2 separate regions of the Homo sapiens genome follow, and region 2 is linked to region 1. A link is an interaction called in ENCODE POLR2A ChIA-PET data of the cell type or tissue named here. Cell type or tissue: endothelial cell of umbilical vein. All regions are shown on one strand. Links, peaks and the distances in the headings refer to the core of each region. The heading gives the core; the rest is flanking DNA. Region 1 has its middle 420 kb from the start of LINC01689. Region 2 has its middle 290 kb from the start of LINC01689.

Region 1 (4,409 bases), core at 141-4,140:
ATGCCAGCTACTCAGGAGGCTGAGGCACAGGAATCGCTTCAACCCAGGAGGTAGAGTTTGCAGTGAGCTGAGATTGCACCACTGCACTCCAGCCTGGGCAACAGAGTGAGACTCTGTCTCAAAAAAAAAAAATAAAGTCAATTTACCATATTTTACAAGGTAGCTATAGGTATTTTATTGCTTTAGACCTCATTAAATATTGGGTCTCTAATGTGCTATAATTTCTTTGCCTCACAAGGATATATGAGAATTCAGAAATGGACATTTCAGTAGATAATTGAGTCATACTTTACATGGTAAAAAATAATGTAATTGCAAAATTAGGAACTTCCTATGGTGTTAGGCTTATAATCATCCTACCAAAAGAGAGATTATGTGTGGCAACAAGGAAATTCTAGGTTTTTGAAGGAGACTGTAGCAGATTTAGTCTGTATAGAAACTGCAGAACTCATCACCCAAAGCAGGTGAGTGATGGGGACACATCTCTGGCACTGACACTCTTGTGTGCTGCTTGGGCAATGCCACACTTATAAACACAATGTCTTCTGAAATTGCCATTACAAAGGAGGTATCATCTACAAGTCTTACAAAACCTGACTCGTGGAAACAACAGGTGCTGGAGAAGATGTGGAGAAATAGGAACACTTTTACACTGTTGGTGGGACTGTAAACTAGTTCAACCATTGTGGAAGTCAGTGTGGCAATTCCTCAGGGATCTAGAACTAGCAATACCATTTGACCCAGCAATCCCATTACTGGTTATATACCCAAAGGATTATAAAACATGCTGCTATAAAGACACATGCACACATATATTTATTGTGGCACTATTCACAATAGCAAAGACTTGGAACCAAGCCAAATGTCCAACAATGATAGATTGGATTAAGAAAATGCAGCACATATAAACCATGGAATACTATGCAGCCATAAAAAATGATGAGTTCATGTCCTTTGTAGGGACATGGATGAAGCTGGAAACCATCATTCTCAGTAAACTATTACAAGGACAAAAAACCAAGCACTGCATGTTCTCACTCATAGGTGGGAATTGAACAATGAGAACACATGGACACAGGAAGGGGAACATCACACACTGGGGCCTGTTGTGGGGTGGGGGGAGGGGGGAGGGATAGCATTAGGAGATATTCCTAATGTTAAATGACGAGTTACTAGGTTCAGCACACCAACATGGCACATGTATACATATGTAACTAAACTGCACGTTGTGCACATGTACCCTAAAACTTAAAGTATAATAAAATAAAATAAAATAAAATAATAAACCTGACTCGCCTTTTTTTTTTCTTTTGCTGACGTAGAAAAATTCACATCTTCTACAATCACTCTAAACTTGCTCTTGATTACCAATAGTTTGTCTGGACCAGAATCAATATAGTCTTGATGTGATGTGAAACGGTCAATAACACCTTTGAAGTTTTCATTTCAGTATAAAAGGACCTCATTTTCTGTCTTTTCTTATTTTTGCCAAGGGGGCAAAAATAGGTGGTGAGAAGATATTAGGACATGTAATACACTGAGTGATAATTCTGATTAAAATGATTTTTAAATAATCACTTAATGTATTAGATTAAGATAGTTTTGGAATTTGACATTTCTTCCCTACACATTAATTTCAGAAGACAAAGAAATAGTATTGCACATATTTTAGTTAGTAAAGACCATTTTGTTAATATTTCTTTAAAAATTATTACTAAAAATCACAAAGAATTGAAAATTGTATACAAACGGTTTAATCTCTCAGGGTTGTCAAATACTCTATTAAAATGGTAATTTATGGAGAAAGGAGATAATCTACCATTTATTTATAAATACATGGTACCAACTAACTTATAATGGATTTTTATCAACAAGCATTTTGTGGAGTGCATTTCAAATTACAAATTAAATTTATCTGTGTAGCTGAATATAAAATATTTGCTTTAAAATTTGGTAAATTAGACTCATGACCCTGAAAAATGGAGCAATATACTTCTTAAAAAATTTATTTGAAGCCATCAGAAATAAGTACAGGTATACCTAGTTTTATCATGCCTGTCTTTATTGGGCTTCACAGATACCGTGCTTTTTTTTTTTTTTTTTTTTTTTTTTTAATAAATTAAAGGTTTGTGGCAACACAACAGAGCAAATATATCAGTGGCAGTTTTTCCAACAGCACGTGCTCAATCCATATCTCTGGGTCACATTTTGGTAATTTTCACAATATTTTCAAACTTTTTCACTGTATCTATGATGATGACCTTTGATTAGTGATCTTTGATGTTACTATTCTAATTATTTGGGGGCACCATGAACTGCACCAATATAATCAAGAATTGTGTGTGTTCTGACAACTCTGAAGCTGTGATGGTTCTTCAGATTAGAGTCTTTTTCAAATTGAAGCAAAGCAGCTGGGTCTTGATAGCACAACATCAGCCAAACAATGACTGAAAGCCACCTTGGGAAGGAATGAAACATTGTTTGAGTCAGTTTCCTGTGGCTAAGGCTAATTTCTGTTGACGGATGCAACTGAGAGCTTTTGGCAGCTGATATTAATAACAGAAGGCGGCCGGGCGTGGTGACTACGCCTGTAATCCCATCACTTTGGGAGGCCGAGGCGGGCTGATCCATGAGGTCAGGAGATGGAGACCAACCTGGCCAACACAGTGAAACCCCGTCTCTACTAAAAATACAAAAAAAAAAAAAAAAAAGCTGGGCGTGGTGGTGGGCCCCTGTAGTCTCAGCTACTCCGGAGGCTGAGGCAGGAGAACGGCGTGAACCCGGGAGGTGGAGCTTGCAGTGAGCTGAGATCGCGCCACTGCACTGCAGCCTGGGCGACAGACCAAGACTCTGTCTCAAAAAAAAAATAAAAATAAAAATAAAAAGTAACAGAAGGGGTGTGGATGTGTCAGCCCTGAAGAGGATCATCTGGCCAGAAAACCAGAGTATCCACTATAGTCCACCCCTTGCATCATTCATAGTCACATGTATCTTTTAATATTTGTCCTAAACTGAGCTACTCTAGGTTTCTTTCTTATGTTTCATGGAAGGGACTAAAGGCTATGCTGCTGCAGTTGATCTTGAAGCCATTTTTGATACTCATCACCTGCCTGGTCACCTAACTTCAAGTTTTCACTTGCCCTGAGTTAGCGGCTCTGCTCATGTAGGTGGTATGACTATTGAGGTAACTCAAGCCTTCATCACTAAGGGGTTTAAGGCCCTTTCTAGAAAAGTTTAAGACGAGTCTTATTGTATCCAATGGTGGAAACATTTTCCCTCTGGAGACCAGAAATCTGGACTTGTAAAAAGAACAAATTCCCCATGTGTGCCACTTGATCAATGTTAAGTGGTCACTCATTTCCTCCCCCTCCCCTTTTATTTCTAGGTGCATGTATTCTGCATAGTAGATGTAGAACAGATAATCATCGACAGGCTCATAATTAAGGGTATACAGTTTAACCTGGAAGATGCCTGATCATCACAAGTTGTCCTTAAGATGGCATTTCAGCTTCATTTTTAAGAGGGCATTTCAGGGGCCAGGCACGGTGGCTCATGCCTGTAATCCCAGCACTTTGGGAGGCCGAGGCAGGCAGATCACCTGAGCTCAGGAGTTCAAGACCAGCCTGACCAACATGAAGAAACCCCGCCCTTACTAAAAATACAAAATTAACAAGGCATGGTGGTGCATGCCTATAATCCAAGCTACTCAGGAGGCTGAGGCAGGGGAATTGCTTGAGCCCAGGAGGCAGAGGTTGCAATGAGCCAAGATTGCACCATTGCATTCCAGCCTGGGCAACAAGAGTGAAACTCCATCTCAAAAAAAAAAAAAAAAAAAAAAGTGGGGGGCATTTCAGTGTTCCAACAGACAAGTGGATACATTGTGATATGAAATATGACTGGATCAAGTACTCCATGATTACCTACCTACCTAAAACTCCCTCTCCCTTCTCCTTGCTGTTGAATGGATCCCTTAATCTTATACGATGTTATGTGGAATCCTGGGTTGTTGAGCAAAACTCTCTGTAATTCCTCAGTTAGTAGAACTAAGCAAGTTGCTACAGGTAGGAAAGAAAAACCTGTATCTAGAATACAAGTTGTTTCCAGTAAAAATAGTAAATGATCATTTCCAGTGTTGAAGGGGTTTAGTGTAATCAACTGGCTAGTGAGTAGATAGTTTGTCTCAAAGACGAACATTCATTTTAGGGACTAAGGGTTGGTCTCTGTGGATAGCTGGTTGAACATTCAGTGGTATCAACAACTAGATTAGTCTTGGTGAGTAAGCACAGGTTATTATGTCTTCATCTATGACATAATAATTATTTCATTCACTCACCCATTATGGCACATGTGGTGGCAGATGATAGAAGTTGGCTGATGTCAAATAAATAAGTTGTCCTGACATCCTGACT
Region 2 (4,409 bases), core at 187-4,186, 120 kb before region 1:
AAATCTACTTGAAAGTATCATTTTTATTTACTTCCAAAAAAAATTTATGCCAACTAAGCCACTGTTTAAAATAACGATTAGAATAATACCTATAATTAATTGATGTTAACCTTATCTTCATAGAAAGAGAAGGATCAGCTGTGCATGGTGGCACACACATGCAGTCCCAGCTACTGAGGAAGATGATGAGGCAGGAGGACCGCCTGAGCCCAGAAGTTTAAGGCTGCAGTGAGCTAAGATTAAGTAACATTCCTAAAGACACATACCAGGTCTTTAGCTCAGAGCTGAGTTAAAATTTGACCAAAATCTATATGACCTATGTCTGGGTCTACGTTCTAAACCACTTTCTGTTAATTGAACAGTAGATGTTTTTCTTTGTGATGGATGCTATACTTCAATATGCCTCAAATGTTTTTGACATATTAAATAAAAAATATATAGTTTATCAATACAATTATATTTTCAAATGTAATAAAGTTAGATACAAATCCTTGAAGAAATGTTTATGGCAACAAGAAAAACTAAATATCTATTCCACAGTGCTTTTATGGAAGAGGGCTCACTATTCTGATACACTGTGTTTGCCTTGAAAATTAAACTTTAACAAAAATTATCAATAATGAAATATTCTTTATTATATGGATTATATTTAATGTTATACAAAAGAACCAGCTAATTCTGTTTAGAAATTAAAAACTAGAAGAAAATCAAAATATTATTTTGTAATTCCACTTTGCTTAACCTGTTAAACTACCTACGACCTTAGGCAGTTTCTTGTGTATTATGTTAATAATATGTAGGTGACATTTTCTCTACTTTTGTTTATTAGTTTCAACATGTATGAAATAAAATAATCTGCCATCAAATGCTCTTTGAGACTTATCTTACTTAAACCTGGAGATTGAAATCCTTAAAGGATTTTAGGGAATGTATACAATGCCACAGCAAGTAGAATCAGAGCTGGTTGTATTAATGTATGTTGGCTACAAACCTCATTCTTTCCTGTATCTTTCCAGAAAACAATATGAAACTCCCATCTGCCACTTCGATAGTTTCCTGAACCCAGTAAACTTTCGGATCACAAATAGTCTAGACTTTTAGCTTTGAGTAAGCATTGATCCTTCTATGGTTAAACATACAAGTTTAGATCTGGAACATAGTTTGGAGCTGATCTCATAATTTTATTCCATTTACTCAGTAAACAGAGAGAAAGGAAGAATGACAGCCAACTAGGCATTTTATGGAAAAGGTATTTTCAGCAATAAATTATACACCTACAGAAATGTACCGCAACATTTTGATTTCAGACTACCAACAAATTTAGTTAAGCTATTTTATAAACCATATTTTTGTTTTAATTTCCTCCAACCATTTTTTAATACCTAAGTGAGTACACAAACAATATCTGGAGAAAACACCAGCTGGTAACATGTAAACCTTCTACTTGGAGAAACTCCTTTGCAGACATTTAAAAACACAGAAACCTGGACCTAAACTTCGATGAGCTGTAGGGGTCAAAGATTATTTTATAGGGCTCCACGGTTCATTCCACCTCTCACAAGAATTGAGACTCAGTACATTAGAAATACTTTTTGTTAGGTAATTTGGTGTCAGGAAGCAAAGTTAAAGGCCAAGCATCTGGGGCTTCTGATTTTAGTCTGAGCTTGGCCACTAATGAATTGTGTGTCCAGAAGTTCAGGATGGGGCAGGGATGGTATCTCTCTCCCTCATTCCTCTATCTTCAAGGCTGGCCCAGTGTCTTACTAGACACTCAATAAAAAATGAATCTCATTCTCCTTCTTCTTGAGAAGATTAAAAAAAAATAACAACCATTTGCTAGCACATTTTACGTGGAAGGGAACATATTTAATTGATTTAATCAGGACCACTTTCTTCTGAAGGTCGGAGTGTCCATTAAATTCTGTATGAGAAGAGGCATTTTGTGGCGGGGGGTGTCAAATGTGAGTTTATTCAGGTTTCTGGTCAGCATTAAAAAGGAGGTGGTGGGAGGGATTGTAAGAAGATGATTACTTCTTCTGACGCCTTAGAAGGAGAGTTCAAAAGGAAATTGACTTTGATTCTCGTGATTTCTTGAGGAAAGAGTGGAGGCCTATTTCCTCCTCTGGTGTGGTGAGATGAGGTTGCAGAGGTCAAATACAATGATTTATGGACATGGTCTTAGAAAGCAGGTCGGTTGAATCGAAAAAATAATTAAAAGTACTCTCTTTCATGGTCTTTCCTGATAAACTACAGAAAGAAGTGTTACTGATGCAATACAGTGCTTTCTGATGGAGTGCTGCTGGGACAAATTGTTCACAGCAGACTATTCTGGCAGTATGAAAGGTGTTTGAGAAATTGCCAGAATTCTTTTTCTGTTTGTTTGTTTTTGTTTGGAGGCCATTTCTTTGAGATGAGATAATTTATATAAGAATGTTTTCCTTACTATGCACAGCAAATTATGTAATGATATTTTGTTAACAAGTATTAATGTTAAATATATTTCTTCAATTTATGTAGTTTTATGGTAGAATTTAAAGATAAATTGTTATTATTTTTATTTGTATACATTTAAGGAGTACAAGTGCCGTTTTGTTACATGCATATACTGCATAATGGTGAAATCTGGGCTGACGAGGAATTCAAACATTACTTAAAAAAATAAAAGGAATGAATAGTCTAATTAGAAATGCTTTGCAAATAATCTAGACACATATTGCTAACTTATAAATTCATGGCTCTGTGAGCATCGTATCGTCTTCTTTGATGGCTTGGAGTCCTATGAAGGGCTGATAAATAGATTGGTCTCCATTGATTTGAAAGATAATATTATACACAGCTAAATATATTCTACAGGAATGGCATTGGCAATTTCTACCATAAAGACTACATAAATTGAAGAAATATACTTCACATTAATACTTGGTAACAAAATCTCATTACATAATTTGCTGTACCTAGTAAGAATACCTAATTCTTCAATACAACCCTTGCTGTGTTGAGGAATTTGGTGGCCTACACACTGGAGGAAGTTCTGCAGGTTTGTTCTCTAGGTGGGTCCAGCTGAAATTAAACTGTAGGCCCTTTCTGCTCTAAGTGAGACTGCAAAACCTATTAGAAAAGCAGTATCTCAGGCCTGTTCTCAGATCCACTGAATTAGAATCATCATTTTAATAATGACCCCAGGTAGAATAAATGGATGAAAGTTAAAGTTTGAAAGCCATCTTCTAGGCTTTTAGAATGTAAAATAAAGTATGCACTGCATATAAACAATCCAACTCACAGGAAATACTAGTATTCACTAGTAGAACTGGACACAAATAAGCCTTATCAGTCTCTTTTGAGTTTCCCTATTCAAATTTTTAAATCTATATTATGTGTATATAATATCATCAAACATATTATATTTAACATAATGTCATATAATATTTTATATTAGAATTGTGTCAGAGAACTTTAGAAAGTATAGGCCAATGTTTTTATTTTGCGGATGAAAAATTGGAGGCATGGAGAGGTAAAATGACATACCCAAGCTTCCACAGGTAGTCAGTGGCAGAATTCTAGCAACTAGGTTGGTCTCTGGAATCTAGTCTGGGGCTCAGAAAATAGAGATACTGTCTTCCCTCTGTAAATTCACTAAACGCATTAACCCAATCATTTTATTTTGACTTCAAAGAATGTATGACTGTTATTAATATGTAAAAAAGTCTGTGCATAAATATGTATACATGAAATATACTAGTGTTTAATGATGGCTATATAAAAGAAAAGGATTAAGGGCTATTTCAGTTTTCAGGACAAGCAAGTGTACATAGGAAATTATATGCAATAATTATATAATAAGGGATCAGCTGTGACTGATATTTTAAGGTTGTGTGTGATATGTGGGGAGGGATGTGACTCCCTGTAAGTGTGTGTGTTTTTGGTAAAAAGCTTAATTCTTATCTTTCATTGTAGGGAGTCAAAAGAAGTGGCTAATTTGAAAACAACAAGAGAGAAATGGAAGCATAAACTTGATTTTTTTAGAAATAAAAAGGCAGATTTTTAAGAATATAGCTAGAGGACTTGAACTCTGTGGCCTCTGGAAAGCAGGAATGACAGGTGGAAAAAAATCAATGGACTGTTTTGTTTTTAAAAACTCTATAGTCCTAGAGGCTACCAAAAGGCTATAATTACATTTGAATTCATTTTTATACTACTTTGACAAAAATTAAACTTACAAAAGGAGAGAATGAAAGAAAATACATCACTTGTTTACCTTATGGTTCAGAAACAACTCAATTCAAACCCTGCAGATCAGTTAACTTTAAAAAATATTGCTTTGCGTTTAACTGGCAGCTTCAGTTAGGTTTCAAAAATCTGCCTAAAGGTAGAACCTAAACTCACATTCATTCTCAACTTTACAAAGGTCA

Evidence for each region. Peaks named below come from ENCODE experiments on the same cell type or tissue, not always from the same donor. Only the 100,000 strongest peaks of a DNase experiment are listed, where the experiment ranks them.
Region 2: POLR2A ChIA-PET joins it to region 1 with 6 read pairs; 2 of 35 experiments call an interaction of 5 or more read pairs at or near these places.

The regions. Positions count from the first base shown.
Region 1 is chr21:23,903,233-23,907,641 of GRCh38, reverse strand. No RefSeq gene overlaps it. Among named protein-coding and RNA genes, the nearest start is that of LINC01689, 420 kb to the left of the region's middle. In endothelial cell of umbilical vein, for the core only: no CTCF peak of the experiment used is centred there; a DNase peak (open chromatin) is centred at 2,491; H3K27ac peaks cover 677 bases.
Region 2 is chr21:24,025,426-24,029,834 of GRCh38, reverse strand. No RefSeq gene overlaps it. Among named protein-coding and RNA genes, the nearest start is that of LINC01689, 290 kb to the left of the region's middle. In endothelial cell of umbilical vein, for the core only: no CTCF peak of the experiment used is centred there; a DNase peak (open chromatin) is centred at 2,134.